Linked DNA regions of Mus musculus: region 1 is linked to region 2. A link is a loop called in an ENCODE intact Hi-C map of the cell type or tissue named here. Cell type or tissue: left cerebral cortex. All regions are shown on one strand.

Region 1 (8,000 bases), 97 kb before region 2:
AGCAGCTGGAAGGCCAAGGAGGAAGATCACTTGAGTCACAAGTTCAAGCCCAGCCTGGGTAACATATAACATAGTGAGGCCCTGCCCCTCTCAAAATAAATATTTAAATGCAGCTGAACACACAATTCAACATGAGCAACTCACAAAAGTAGTACTAGCCAATACACATACAGAGTGTTTGGAATGACTAGGCACTAAGTCCACGGTGGTCATGAGACTTCTTCCTTTCTAGATTAATAAACATTAAAAATATTGTCAATGCTTTTTTTAGAAATACATTTATCTTCAGCGATGAGTATCATTCATTGAATTACAAACACCCTACTATCAGAATGTCTTTTTAAAATGTATTTTGGGGCTGGAGAGATGGTCCAGCAGTTAAGAGCACTGACTGCTTTGCCAGAGGTCCTGAGTTCAAATCCCAGCAACCATACAGTGCCTCACAACCATCTGTAATGAGATCTGATGCCCTCTTCTGGGGTGTCTGAAAACAGCAACAGTATATATATATATATATATATATATATATATATATATATATATATATATAAACACACAAATATAATAAATAATGTATTTTGATGGCTAAAGTGATGATTCCGCAGTTGAGATGCCCCGAGTACAATCCCCAGCACCCACACGGCAGTTCACACCTTTCTGTGACTCACTTCCAGGGCTTCTGACACCCTCACATGCACACGTGCAGCAAAACACCAATGAAATAAAAATAAATGACACGTTTTTAAAAATGTAGGGGCCAGCTATAAAAGCCCATATGTACTTGAACTCTCGACCCATCTGCCTCAACCCGCTGAAGGCTGATACCAGAAATCTGTAGCACCCACTCAGCTTACAGTTTTGAATTTTAAAGTAAAAGTCAGCAGGTGGGTCTAGACTTGCCTCAGAGGGAGTTTTGAGAACAGCACCAGCTATCAGCCAAAGGTTCTGTACCACCCAACAGGAGATATCCCATCAAAATTCAATTTGCATTTCTTTGACTAGAACTTGGGTGTTCCTTTTCATGCGTTTAAAAGGCATTTGTATTTCCTTTTCTTTGAACCCCCATACTGGGTTCCTGGCAGCCATTAGAGTTTTTTTAATAAAAAAAAAATGTTAGGTCAGGTATAGTGGCTCATGTCTATAACTGCATTTAGGAAGCAGGAAAGTCAAGATGACAAGGTCAAGGAACCAGACAGATGGCTTAGTAAAGATCAGTATTGCTTGCTCCCGCAGAGGACCAACAGTACAGTTCCCAGCACCCATCGCAGGGGGCTCAGAACCACCTGGAACTCCAGCTCCAGGCTATCTGAAACCACTGACCTCCTCAGGAGCTACCTACACCTGTGCACCTACACACACACACACACACACACACACACACACACACACACACACGTAATTAATTTTAAAATAAAAATATGCCGGGCGGCGGCGGCACACGCCTTTAATCCCAGCACTTGGGAGGCAGAGGCAGGCGGATTTCTGAGTTCGAGGCTAGCATGGTCTACAAAGTGAGCTCCAGGACAGCCAGGGCTATACAGAGAAACCCTGTCTCGAAAAAACCAAATAAATAAATAAATTCAAGGTCAGATTAAGGTTAGCTAGCAAGTTTGAAACCAGCCTGGGCAACACAATGTCTTGCCTCAAAAAAAAAAAAAAACAAAAAAACAAAAAACAAAAAAAACCCTACAATCTGCCTAGGTGCTCTGCAATTGCTTTTTCTGTTGCTATGAGACACTGCACTGTTGAAATCCACTAATTCATATTTTCCTGGGCTTCTGGAAGGCCAGGGCCATGGCTGTCCAGTTCACCATCTGAAGCCCACGTGGGCAGCCAAGAGACAGATACCTTTCAGGGCTGTGACTCTGCTTAAGTGGCAAGTAGACAGGTGACTCCTTCTAAGGAGTCTAAAAGGAGAAAGCTAGCTGGAGCTCTACCAGCCTTCTTCAATTGTGACAAAATGAGATTTCTAAAACATTACCCCAGCTCAGACAGCAGCCTCCACAGTCTAGAACAGATAAATACAGACAGGTTCATCCCAGCCTCTGCCCATAAGTCCCCATGCCAGCCCCAGCCAGGGTCCCTGCAGAGTTCCACACTCACTGACTCCCAGCATCCCCTGGGCCAGAGCAGCTCCAGAAGCCTGTAGTCTTCCAAGACCAAGGGTGGCCTAGACTGGGTTATGAAAGTGATTAACTCTAATCCAAGGACCCTTGAAGAGACCCTGTCTATACCTGGAAGAACCAAGTAATGAGAAGGTGGAGAAGAACCAACACTGGAGCGGGCCCTCTTGGCACCTGTGCTCTCTCCCAGAACTGACACCCAGCACCTATGCTACCCCCAGGTTGCCCGCTCCCATGCCCTCTGCCCTGAATACTGTTGCCCCACCTCCTATGCTATCCGACCTTACCCAACCCCACCCAGCTGTACAGTGCCTATCCCCACCCTCCCGCACATGCTGTCCCGGGTGCGCGCGCGTGTGTGTGTGTGTGTGTGTGTGTGTGTGGCTCATTGTCCATGGGCAGAAGTACAAAGTGAACTTTGTTACCTCAGACTGATTTCATTTTGGCTCTTAGCCATCGGTGCCATAATGCAAGAGACACATTCTATAAGCTAAGAACATCAATGTCACTCAGGACTTCCAAGAGCAAGGGGACACGATACATGGCAAGGAGGACTGTAGTTGCTTTCCTTGCATGACTGACCCTCTCCCCAGAGCCTGAGGCACCCACTCTAACCATCACTCACTCCATCAAGATCATCTTCAGCCATATCATGAGTTTTTGACTGCATGAGACCCTGACTCAAAAACATCATAAAACAAAAGACCTTTTCAATCTTGCATCAGAAGAACTCATGTGATATGATGGTCAAAGAGCAGCTGCAAAATCACTTAAACAAACTCCTATGCGCTCAACCAGACTCCGTGGACAGAGGTTTGCCCATTCTCTTTATAACCCCCTACTGTGTATACTATTATCTCTGCAATGCTCTGTGATTGAGAGTAGACTTAAGACTTTTACCCCTTAAATAGGTCCAGCTTTCACTAACATCAAGGACACCCTTTTAAATGATCACATAATTATCAAATTCAGAAAATGTGGCTTTGTTAAATTGCTGTTATCAAACCTGGAATTCATATTCAAATATCACTAAGTGTCCCAATAAAGGCTTTTATAGCTTTTTCTTTCTTAGACCAGGAGCCAAACCTAGATCTGATGTTTCATTTAACTGTCTCTCCGGTGCAGATCAGTGCCTCCACTTTTGTAACAATTTTAGTGGCCCGGTTCCTTTGGATCTGCCCAGTGTTGCCTGAGTTAAAGTTTAGGGTGTTAGCTAAGTTTTGTTTCTGTGACCTCAGGAGCACCCCTCCTTCTGCTCCCTCCCAGGGCCCCTACACTCCAGTTGCCCTCACTTGCTTTGGTTCTGTCTCCTTTTAATAACTTACATTTGTTGCTGGTTTTGGGGTTGGTTTGAATGGGGTTGATTTGGGTATAACAGACAGGGTTTGTGTACCCTGACCTAGAACTCACCCTGTAGACCAGGCTAGCCTCCAATTCAGAGATCTATCTGCCTCTGCCTCCTGAGTACTGGGATTTAAATATGGGATTTTAATGTGCCCAGCAGTTTTGTTGATGTTAATTAGGAAAAAAATACATGTTTCTTAAAATTTACCATTTTCATTTTTGTTTGTTTCAAGAAAGGGTCTCATTACATTATTCTGACTGGCTGGGACTCACTGTGTAGACCAGATCTGAGAGATCTCCAAGTGCTGGATGAATGGTGTGCGCCACTTCACATGGCATGGGTGAGTTTTAATATGTAACATTCTTTTTGGTTTTTCAAGACAGGGTTTCTCTGTATAGCCCTGGCTGTCCTGGAACTCACTCTGTAGACCAAGCTGGCCTCGAACTCAGAAATCTGCCTGCCTCTGCCTCCCAAGTGCTGGGAATAAATGTGTGCGCCACCAGACCCCCACAATACATAACATTATTTACTGCTTTTATTTACAACTGGTATTGCTTAAGGATATATAATTTCTAATTCAAAAATATGTGTGTCTGTATTTCTGTGTGTGTTTTGAGACAAGGTCTCAAGAAGCTTAGCCTAGGTTCATACAATATGCAGCTGAGGATAGCCTTAAACTCTTCTTTCAAGTGCTTGAGATTACAAGTATGTCCCACCATTCCAGTGTGGTTTAGAGATTGAAGCCATGGCTTCCTACATGCTAGGGCAAGAATTTTACTAGCTTCGTTACATCCCTATAGCCTTACAGTGTTAATGGTGGAGTGTGGGGGTGTACATGTTTATGTGTGTGGGTGCGCTTGTGGAATCCAGAGGTCAACCTCCAGTGTCCTTCCTCAGGTGCCATCCACCTGGATTTTGTTTGAGACAGGGCCCCTCATTAGAGTGCACCCAATAGATTCTGCTGGGTCCTCCTATGTCCTGGGCACGCTCTTGTTACAAGCTTAAGTCACTAAGTCAGGTTGAGTTCTAGGCACCAAACCCAGGCCGTTATGCTCACAAAGCAAGTACCTTGCAGACTAAGCTCTTGTCTCAGCCCCCATAACATTAATTACTTAGAACAGAAAAGGTGCTTGCCTCAAAAGACTGGTGACCCATGCTCAATTCCCCAAACATACTTAAAGGTGGAAGAAGAGAGCCAACTCCATAAAACTGTCCTCTGACCTCCACATGTGCACTCTGGCATATGTGTCACCAATCATCATCATCATCATCATAACAGAAAGAGGAGGCAGAGAAGGGAAGGAAGGTTTGCCTACTGAGAGTTCGTTGGAAGTATTCACAGCACAGGAGAAACAGCTTATAGAAGCTTCGCTGAAAGCCTGGCTCACTTTAGGGAGGGGACTTAGGAGGTGGCCCGGGCTGCCCCTGGGGCTAAGGCTCCCTAGGGAAAACTTTCGAATAACAAGTTTCCTTCTTCAGAACTGAGAAAGTACAGCAGCTTCTCTGATACAGGCCCTGCAGCCACCTCACCTGAGCACTGGGCAGCTCTTTCCCCCACTTGCCCCCACACAGGGTTTCTCTGTGTAGCCCTAGCTATCCTTAAACTCACTCTGTGGACCAGGCTGGCCTCGAACTCCCAAGTGCTGGGATTAAAGGTGTGTACCATCACTGCCCGGTGCACTGGGCATTTCTATGGGGAAAATATGGTGGGGAAAATGGTCAGAGAAAAATACAGCCTTTGCAAGTCAACGAAAATCCACCATTTACTCCCAAGGGCCGAGATTAAAGTGTATCGGCACTGCCCCACTGTGCTCTGTTAATTTAGAGTTGGGATAGACCCAGGTCGCTAAACATGCTAAGCACATGTTTTATGATTTGGTCACACCAGGTCACATTGGCATAGGTGATTGTTCAATTTTCAGTACTGGTGCTTGAGCCTAGAGCCTTGAGCATAAGCAAGCAGGCAAGGGTTCTCTCACTGAGCTATGCGCTGTATTGTATCTCCAGCCCCTTTTATTTTTGTTGATTTTGTTTGTTTGTTTTTTGAAAATGGTCTCACACTGCCCTGTAACTCATTAAGTACCCATGGCTGGACTCTATTCTTGTTTACCTGGGTTTTAAAAAAAAGCGGGGCGTTATGGAGTATGCTTAAGACAGTCCCAAAGTCCACATTCTTCCCAACAAAAGCATGGTCAGGCCTAGCAATACCTCAGTCCCTGCTATCAATTTCTGTCTCAGTTTGGGTTTCTTTTGCGGTGAAGAGACACCATGACCATGCCAACTCTTAAAAAGGAAACATTTAATTGGGGCTAGCTTACAGTTTCAGAGGCTTAGTCCATGATCCTCATAGTGGGAAGCACGTCGGCATGCAGGCAGACATGGTGCTGGAGAAAGAGCTGAGAGTCACATCTGGATCCGCAGGCGGCCGGAAGTGAACTGACTGACTTCCTCCAAGAAGACCATACCTATTCCAACAAAGCCACACCTCCTTTGCCCACAGGCTTATGGGAGACATTTTATTCAAACTGCCACAGCCCTATTGCTAGCTCAGGTTCTCCTCTCTTTAGGATCTTTTGCAGTTCTTATGTTCTCTGCCTCGCCCTCTCTTTCCTTCCATTCCTCCCTCTTGCTCCCTCTCACCAAGCCGTTGAGGCTAGTCTTGAACACATGATCCTCCTGCGAAGCCTTTCAGTACTGAAATTACCTTGCCCAGTTTTTTGGTTAATCTTGTTCATAAATGTATCCATTTGCCTATTTTCTGCTTTACATGGTCTTTTGGTATGATTTTAAACTGATTTTTTTGCAAGGCACACTACTATTGATGTAGATCTAGCCCTTTCAGGTTTGGTTTGTTTGGTTTTCTAGTACCTTTGAGAATTGAATTTAGGGCCTCACACAAGCTAAGCAAATACTCTCCCACTAAGCTAAGTCCCAGTTTTTTGGTTTTTGGCTTTTGTTTGTTTGTTTGTTTGTGTTGGGTTTGGTTTTTTGGTTTTGGTTTTGGTTTTTTCGAGACAGGGTTTCCGCCTGCTTCTGCCTCCCAATTACTGGGATTAAAGGCGTGTGCCACCACCTCCTGGCTTGTTTTTGTTTTTTTAGTCTAGCCTGATACTCACAGCCCTTCTCCTGCCTCAGCTCCTGAGTTCTGAGGGATTACAGGTATTAACTACCACACCAGGTTTTTGGGAGGTCCTCTGTCCTTTTTGATACTGCTTTGTGCACTTCTTTTCTGTGAACAATGTGCACCACATACACACATTGCCCTCAGAGGTGGAAGAAGGCATTGGATCACCCAGAGCTGGAGTTACAGGCTGCTGGGAGCCAAATCTGGGCCTCCCAGAAGTGCAGCAAGTGCTCCTAATGCTGAGTTGCTCTTGGGAAGCCCTGAGGGCTGAGTTACTCTCTGGTTACAGGTTTGCTCAGATTGTTGTAGGTATTTTTTTGTTTTGATTTGATTTGTTCTGTTGAGAGAGACGCTCAGGCTTGCCTCGAACTCCTCACTTAGCAGACACTGACCTTGAACTCCTGACACCCTACTCCACCTTCCAAGGACCAGGCTTACACCCAGAAGCTGCCATCGTTTGGTTTTTACTGGGGTCTGTCTTTTGTTTTTAAGAATTATTTTTACACCGGGCAGTGATGGCGCATGCCTTTAATCCCAGCACTTGGAAGGCAGAGGCAGGCGAATTTCTGAGTTCGAGGCCAGCCTGGTCTACAGAGGGAGTTCCAGGACAGCCAAGGCCATACAGAGAAACCCTGTCTCAAAAAACAAACAAAAAAAAAAAGAAGAATTTGTGCTTGTGGGGCTCAGTGTGCATGCACTTGTGAGTGAGGCCAGAAAACAGTGCCCTCTCCGTGGAGCTCCAGCTGGAGGCAGAAGAAAGCTGGGCCATGCTGGCTCTGGGAGCCAACCCTGAGTCCTGTGGAAGCAGGATGCGCTCTTAACTTCTGAGCTGTCTTTCGGACCCTAAAGATCGGTGTATTTATTTTCATGTGTCCTAGTGTTTTGCCCATCTGTGTGCACGGGTACTACTTATGTGCTTGGCACCCACAGAGGCCAGAAGAGGGCACCAGATGCCCTCGACCTGGAGTTAAACAGGTGATTGAGTATGAGTGTGAGTGCTGGAAACTGAACCTCAGTCCTCTGCTTTCCTGAGGCAAGTTCAAGGGCTCTGCCAGAGCAGGGAGTGCGCTTCACCCCCGAGCAGCTCTCTTGCTAACTCCTGGTTACTAAAATCTTTTTTATGCAGGCTCTTACAGGGTACATTCTCCCTCAGGCACCGCTCTTTCTGTGTTCCAAGGGGGGGGGGCTTGTTGGATTTTTCACTTTATTCATCTGAAAATGTTTTCCAATTTCCCTGCTGTTATCTTTGACCCTCTGGCTGTATAATTTCCACATATTTCTGATTTGCTTCTGCTATAGAACACAACATTCATTTCATTGTGATCAGAGGCAGATTACATGATTTTAATCCTTTTAAATGTATTGAAAACCCTTTGTATGGCCCAGTGTAAGATGTATCCTGTAGCAT
Region 2 (8,000 bases):
TGCAGGCATTACAAGCACCTATTGCACAGACATTATAAGCACATTCAAGCAGACACTTACGCACACAAAATAAAAGTAAATATGATCTCAAAATGAAATGAAATGAAAACACATGATATTCTCCTTTTCTTCCAACAGATCTTTGTATTAAAAAAAATCTAACAAGATTAATTTGAATATACAAATGTTATGATAGAAACCAAGAAACACCAGTCTATTTCCAAACCTGCCCTGACTTCTCCATGATCCAAGTTCCAAAAGTTCCTAGAGTTAAGGCTGAAGATCGTTAATATTTACGGATTTGTTATGAAGGCTTAAGGTTTAAATGCTTAACAGACCCCAGACGGGCTATCTGCAAACACAGTGTTGATGTGATCATAACAAACAGCAAAGCTGATCCTTCACAGCAACCTTGCAATGATCTCTAATTTATGATAGATATAAAATGGCAAATCCAATCTCATAGCGCAGAAAGTCAAGGTCATGGTTTGTCTCAGAAGTTCCTGGGTACCGAGATACAACAGCAGCTCAGGCAGATAAAGGAACCCTGGGAAGGTTCCACAGACCTTCCAGGGCCTTTGTTCTCTGGGTCTCCAGCCACCGTTCCTCCTGCAACCTTCTAAGCACTACAGGTTTAAACCATATGCAGAGGAAATAACATGGTGAAATAATTCCTTCATGAAAACATGAGTCACAGAGGGCAAGTGTGTCATACAGAATTCAATGGAGAGGATTTGCCCTGGGAAGTGGGACTCACTCTTTCTCTGATGTTGATTCCAGCTATGCAGATCAGGGGTGGGAGGCCCAGGGTGAGGCGGGACATTTACTCCAGGTAACACTGAGTAAGAAGAGTCAGGGTAACAGAGACTACTTCTGAGGATAGAAACAGGAAGTCCATGGGTGATCAAGCTGGTGACAGGAGAGTTAAAAGCAGGGAGAAAAGAAAGCCAACGAAGAGGGAAACAGCCTCCATCTGCAACCCTGGCAGAGTGGGTGACCAGAGTGGCAATCATATACCTCTTCCCCCATAGTTGACTGACACACAGGGCCTGAAAACTGTCAGCAGCAGGCAGAGTGCCCATTACCCTTTGTTCCCCTTCCAGGCCTTTTGCTATCTCGTCTTTATGTACTGAGAACTATCTATCCCTTGCCCAGGAACCCTGATGCCCCTGAATGTTCCAGGCAGGATGGGGTGGGGGTGGTTTACTCTGGAAAGAAGAGTAACCTGCCTGATCTACAGAATATAACATTTGTGGGCTAGCAGTCTCCAGGTACACAAAGAAAGAAGTAAGTCTGTAAAGTGAACAGAGTTTAACACTGACATCATATCTACCTGTGGCTGGACCAGTCCTCAGCCAGCATAGGACAGTAGCAGAAACCATTGCAACACAAAGGAGCTACAATACAATCCAGCAAACCAGCCTCACCCCAGACTGATTCCAATACTGGGAGACTCAGAGAAAAGCCTCTTTAATGCTTTGTCTTCTTAAAAACAAAACAAAACAAAACAAAACAAAACACAAAGCCCATCAGTAGGGTTTTTTGGATCAACTCAGGTTGTTGAGTTGATGGCAAGTGTTCTTCTCCAGTGACTACCTCATGCTCCTTCTTTGCCTTATTTTACAAAACAGACTCTCTTTATTCCTTCTTTTCATTTAAAAAGTACTGTTGGATGTCTTTGCTTTTAAAACTTTTATGCTTTTCATTTCTATTCCCATTTACCTAGTGTTATTCACATATCATAAAATCTATTTCACAACTGGACTTGTTCTATCTTCCCCCACTCACATTCTCTTCCCTTTATTCTGCTTCACTTTCCTTGCCCCCTCCTTCATTTATTAACACTGGTGTGAGAGAGCAAGGCACCACGACATTGAGAAGCTCCCAAGATACGGAAAGATGGAGTGGTTGACATGAAACCATCCAAAAAGAAATAAAACCCAACAAAATACTCTGGGGCACCGTTAAGAGAAAGAGATCAAAGCTATGACTGTGGTCTAGAAGAGTGCCCAAGTCAGCTGTAAGTGTCAACCTGACACAGCCTAGGGCTATCTGAGAAGGAGTCTCAATTGGGGCATTACCCAAAACGAACTGGCTTATGGGCATGTCTGTGGGGAATTTTCTAAATTGTTAATTGATGTCATAAGGACCAACCCACCTGGGCAGATGGTCCTGGGCTGTATTAGCAAGTTAGCTAAGTATGAACCTTATGGCAAGCCAACAAGCAACTACTTCTGGTTCTTGTCCTGCCTTCCTTCAGTGACAAACTATGACCTGTAGGTGGACATATACTCTTCCCTCCCCTAAGCTGGTTTTGGTTGTTTTATCACAAAAAAAAAATTAATAAAAGAAATCAAGTATTAGTTATGATCAGAGATAAATAAGATACAGAATAAAGGCACAGAAAACTATTCAATGAAATACAGAAAAATGCCTAAGTTGAGAAGGGGGAACAGGGCCAACATATCCAAGTAGACTTAAGGAAGCATTAATGACTATACTCTTAGTACTTGGTTGTGGGTGAAGCAAGAGGATTGCAAGTTTGAGGCCAGCCTGGGCTACATAATAAAATCTTGTCACACAAAAATGATATCAAATGCAAGGTACAAAAAAAGAATTTTAAGTTGAAAAGACCCCCCAGTATGGAAGAGAGACTTCAAAAGAAATATCCTACAAGTTACTTAGGTGCAAACATGCACACTTACTATATACCAGGAAAATTCCAGCCAAAGCATATTGAAATACCATTATGCCCTCACCAGAATGGCTATGATTAAAAAGATACACAGTAACAAATGCTAGCGGAGCACTGGAATCATTAGAGTGCCATATACTGGTTAGAGTGGAGACTGGTACAATCCTTTGGAAATTTGGGACTGAAAGATCAAAATCTTTACTATCTGTAGGATTTGACATTACAAAGGATAAATTTCATTCATTGAAAAAAAATTAACCAGGATATAAACGGAAACCAAGATAGAATATACATACCAGCCAAAGAAAATACCTGTATCACAAATGAATATTGTAACCCTGCGCATGTGGATGGAAGAAAGCAGCAGCTCAAGTGACTCCAGATGACAGACGCTTACTGTAAGTACAACAGGCGCTCACAAGGGTGTGGGTAAACAATCCAAAACGACTTTATGATGGGACAAGCAACAATGCATTTAGAACCCAAGGCGGGAGGGAAAGTTATAAACAAGGAAAGGGCACAGGCTGGAGCGACCGTCACATGCATGCACAGCTTATTATAATGCATAATACGCATCTTGCCACGCTCTGCTCCAAAGGCCTAGAAGCAATGAGGAGCTCAAGGAGTCCAGATTCGTGTTTCTGAATACCGTGCTCCGAGGAAGGGAAACTGAGTTCCTTGGCAAAGATTCAGGAAGCAACAGAAAAAATACATCACATTCCTGGGGTCATCTTTGTTGTTAAAAAGATAGGAAGTGTGCAAGTTAAGGATAGAAACAGTGCCATACAAAAATTCTGCACACTAGTGAATCCATTCCAAACCAGGACTAACAGCTACCAAGAGAAGGTGAGAAAACGGTTTCTAGGAGTGGGGCAGACTTGGTGGGGAGCATGAGAGGGGTTTCTGAAGGGCTGTGGTACTGTGTCTCTCTCCTCTTCCCCATCCCTCCCTCCTTTGGAGAGGGTCCGGCTAAGTGATCTTATCATCAAACTAACTCACGATCCTCCTGTTACAGTCATGGGGCTGTGTTTCTTTATGTGGTTGCAGTTACATGAACGTAAGTTAATAATTAAAACGTTGTACCAAGTCTGCATATTAGAGCTCAGTACACTTTTTTGGCATTTTAAAGGAAAGTATATGTAAGTTTGACTGTATAAGTTTTTAGTATATATTGCATTAATATGTAAGTTTTAATATGTGTAGTCTGCATTGCATTAATCTGCCTTAACAGATCCTTGTAGAAACCAACACTACTTTCTCAGTATGGGCTCTTTTGCATTGCAGCAGGATCCTGTTTGAGAGAAACATGGCAGCTGGGGGAAGTTGTATTTTTTTCAGGACTGAGAACAATACACTATACAAATCACGCACAATATAATTTTGTCAGGATATTCTAAATTATCCCACATGATATTCTAAATTACTTTTGTTTTATTTTGCTTTTTAAAAGACAGGGTCTCACTTTGTAGCCCAGGCTGACCTTAAGACACCCTGTAGCCCAGGCTAGTCTGAATGAGAATTCTTGCCTCAGTATCCTGAGTGCTAGCATCATAGGCATGAGCTACCATGCCCAGGTCCAACAATATTTTGACTTCTTGGTTAATAACAAAGCTCTGCAGGAACAACTCACTTGTTCACAAGGTAAGGACTATTTATTAAAATCTCACCAGAGGAAGGGAGAGGGTCTGGCAAGGTGGCTTAGAGGGTAAAGGCATTACCAAACCTGCTGACCTGAGTTCAATCCCTGGGACCTAAATGATGGGAGAAAAGAGCCAACTCCTGTAAGCTGTCTCCCTGTTTCTATACTTATGCCATGGTGGGCGGGCATTACTATACCCCTACCTTACCCCAGACACCAGTTTTTACCAGTGGGTCTGGAGAGATAGTCAGAGATTTAAGAACACTGGCCACTTTCCCAGAGTACCTGGGTTTGATTCACAGCATCTCTGGTGGCTCACAACTGACTGTAACTCCAGTTATAAGGGATCTAATGCCCTCTTGTGGACTCCTTGGGCACCAGGCACCCATGCGGTGCATAGACATGCATGTAGGCAAAATCCCCCACACCACATACAGACATTCTAAATGGATGTCATTTAAATTGTTCGTACTATCACCAACCTATGTCAACAAGATCAACCTTTAAAGCTGGTTGCTGCAAAGATGACATTTTCTTTTCTAATAGTATTTATTCTAAGTGTGTATATGCATGCATGTCTCAGTGTGGGCATGAGCACGTGAGTGCACGTGCCTGGGCAGGCCAGAGGTGCTGGATCCCTTGGAGCTCAAGTGACAGACAGCTCTTAGCTGTCTGACCTGGGCACAGGGAATTGAACTTGAGTCTCCTACAAGAGCAGTATGGACTCTTAACCATTGAACCAGCTTTCCAGCTAGACTTTTCAAGGTGATGTACATGAATACTTGGTAGCAGGAGTAGCTGGAATTGTAGCTGGCATTATTCTCTTAACCACTCCAGGGAAGACTTTATATAGAACTTTTCTATGTGTGTGAGTGGAGTGCACACAAATGCGGAGGCCAGGAGAAGGAGTTAAGTATCTCCCTTTATCCTCCTCCATCTGTTCCTTCAAAGCAGAGGCTCTCTCTAAGCCTGCGGCTTGTGTTTTCTTGACTAGGGTGGAAGGCAGCAAGCCCCAGTCATCCTTCTGTTTCCAACTGCTTTGGAACCGGGCTACTGGTGAACATGGGGAGTGTCCTTCTTAGATGAGTGTTGGGATCCAAACTCAGACCTAATGGCCTGACAGCAGGTGCTTGTAACTGCTGAACCATCTTTCTAACCCCTAGAATCTGCATCATTTTGTATCGTGTGCTTTCTGAGTTTTACACAAACTCTTTTTATTTTTTTATTATCCAGTGCTAGAGAGCACTTTGTGTGTCTGGAGAGCAGGAGAGCTAAGATGAAGTTGATTTAAGGACTTGGGAAGATGAGAGGTTACTTTAGTACCTCCATTTACCAATAATAAAAGAACTTAGGACATTGTTAGATGTAGCTAGTGTTTTTAAGGGCTGAGCCATCTCTCCAGTCCCCTTGACACTTTGTTTTCTTTAAAATCATTTTTATTTATGTATCTGTGTGAATGTGTGTCACATGCAGGTAGGTACTCACAGAGGGCCAGAAGAGGGCATTGGGGTCCTTGGAGCTGGAGTTACATGTCCAACATGGATGCTAGGAATTGGACTAGGGCCTTCTGGAAGAGCAGCATATACTCTTAAGCACTGAGCCATTTGTCCAGCCCCTAGTGCTTGGTATTTTTGGATGGAGTAAAGAAAAAGCGGCATCTATCAAGTTCCGACTTACTGAAGACGGTGTTTGGTTATTTATTCTGCTTCCACCATTCCACAGAATCATAAAACGTGGCCCTTGAGTCAAACTACTTAACTGGATGATTCTCAAGGTGAGAGATGAGAACAGATAGAATAGCTCTATCACCTGAGGGGAAACTTCCTCGAAATATACAGCTTTCCTCCAGACCCTTTCACTGGCATCCTCACACACTTCCCCGAGGATGCCCATCCTAATGGTGCTCAGAGTGGGATTGTTACAGCGGGGAAGATACTTTAAAAAGGAAGGTTTACATTTACTCAAAACTCACTCGATGATTTATTTGCATATGATAGCACCGGCCTTTCAGTTACGAGCCTCTATGAGAAAAAGTGGTTTATAAAGATCATATCTCAAAAGGAGATGGTTTCTAGGAAAAAAAATGGCAAGGGAATTGATTTTTGTTAACATTATTGCTAAATGCCTTAACAGTGTGATCATTTGAAAATACTCCACAGTGTGAGGTTTAAGGCACAATGAGTCCTAATTAGTGCTTTAATAAGTGTGTTAGCACTGCCTTGTACCATTCTGGAATGTCACTTATGGTAAATTAAGGGACACTTTCCCTCCCTATCTTCCATTAGTATTTTAATGCTAGGAGGTGGGAAAAGGCTGATCCATATTCAGTAGGAAAGGAGGGAAAACAATAACAAATTGGCATCTCTTCTGTGAATTGCCCCACAGGCCAAGCATCTTTATGTCCTTAATCATTATTAAATGACTTAACATGACACCCAGAGCCTGGCGAATGATTGCATCCTGACATGAGAACGAATTACAAATGAAATGAAAGATCAAGCTGTATTAGAGGACTGCCTCTGGGAAATGAAAATCTTTAATTCTCTTTTATTATTGACATTTATTTGGCTGCCATGAATAACAACACAGCAAAGAGACTCAGCTACGCGTGTACACTGAATAGCTTATCCCAGGGCTCAGAACTGCATTAACATTTATCATGTTTGCTTTTGTAGCTGACACCAGTGAACAGATTCTCTATCCATCTTGTATTTATCATGCGTTGCAATATACCACATCCTCTAAGTTCATTTTCATATGTAGGAATGGCAAGATTAGCTATGTCTTGCATCAAATAAATTTCCGACTAGAAGCATTCATAGGAGTGGCTTAATAGAGTTAATAAAGCATAAAGCAAGTTCACACACACAAAAAAATCAGTTATAAGATAGGGAGGCCAAATTTCATTCTGGAGAAAATTACGCAAATTGAGAGTGAGGAAGAGGCTTGTATGCGACATGATCTTGGATACAGAAAGACTTAAAAACGTATGTCTCCACAAAGACCATCCCAGTAGCATCTTATGGACCTGGAGGTAGGGTTACATCTCCTATAAGAAGCCTACCTGGTTCCAGTCAGAACTGGTCTACATACTAGCAGAAGAGTGACCTGTGTGTGTCATGTAGAAATACCCTCTCATGGGTGACTTCTTTCTTACAAAACTTCACCACATGCCTTTGCCTGCCACCTCAGTGAAGGGCTGCCCAGCACCTGGAGCCTTTGCTTACGCGCATCTCCTAAACTGCACTGCCCCTTATTTTAAGCCCCTTCAAGAATTCAAGGCTTAGCAAGGATATTTATCTTTTTGGGAAAGTCACTTAACATGCTAGAATGTGTTTGAAATTTTGCTTTAGTTTTTCAATAGCTCTCAGCACTAAAAAATTCAAATATAAATGTGTTTGAAATTTTGCTTTAGTTTTTCAATAGCTCTCAGCACTAAAAATTCAAATATATATCTAAGCAGGTATAATGGCACCATGATTCCCCTTGTATCCAATGCCCAACGTTGGCAATCAACACCTGACCAGTCTTAGTTCATGGGATTTCACTTAACTGCCATCCACTGACTGCTTTTGAAGGAAATCTTGATTTTGTCTTTTGGTAAGTCTGTAAACAAGGAGGATGAGTAAATCATTTCTCATGTGTCTCTCCATACCCCATTTTGTT

What was found. A loop is a pair of places that touch in the nucleus more often than their neighbours do. Peaks named below come from ENCODE experiments on the same cell type or tissue, not always from the same donor. Only the 100,000 strongest peaks of a DNase experiment are listed, where the experiment ranks them.
Region 1: it touches region 2 in a loop (2.0-fold over the local background); 2 of 42 quality-filtered maps call a loop at or near these places.

The regions. Positions count from the first base shown.
Region 1 is chr14:21,479,340-21,487,339 of GRCm38, reverse strand. Gm30363 (a long non-coding RNA gene) reads left to right here and starts at 3,720. Exons shown (of 3, transcript XR_874393.3): 1 at 3,720-3,808. In left cerebral cortex, a CTCF peak has its summit at 467 (motif pointing left); no DNase peak of the experiment used is centred here.
Region 2 is chr14:21,382,817-21,390,816 of GRCm38, reverse strand. All of the region lies in intron 9 of Adk (adenosine kinase), which reads right to left. Among named protein-coding and RNA genes, the nearest start is that of Gm52152, 32 kb to the left of the region's middle. In left cerebral cortex, no CTCF peak of the experiment used is centred here; no DNase peak of the experiment used is centred here.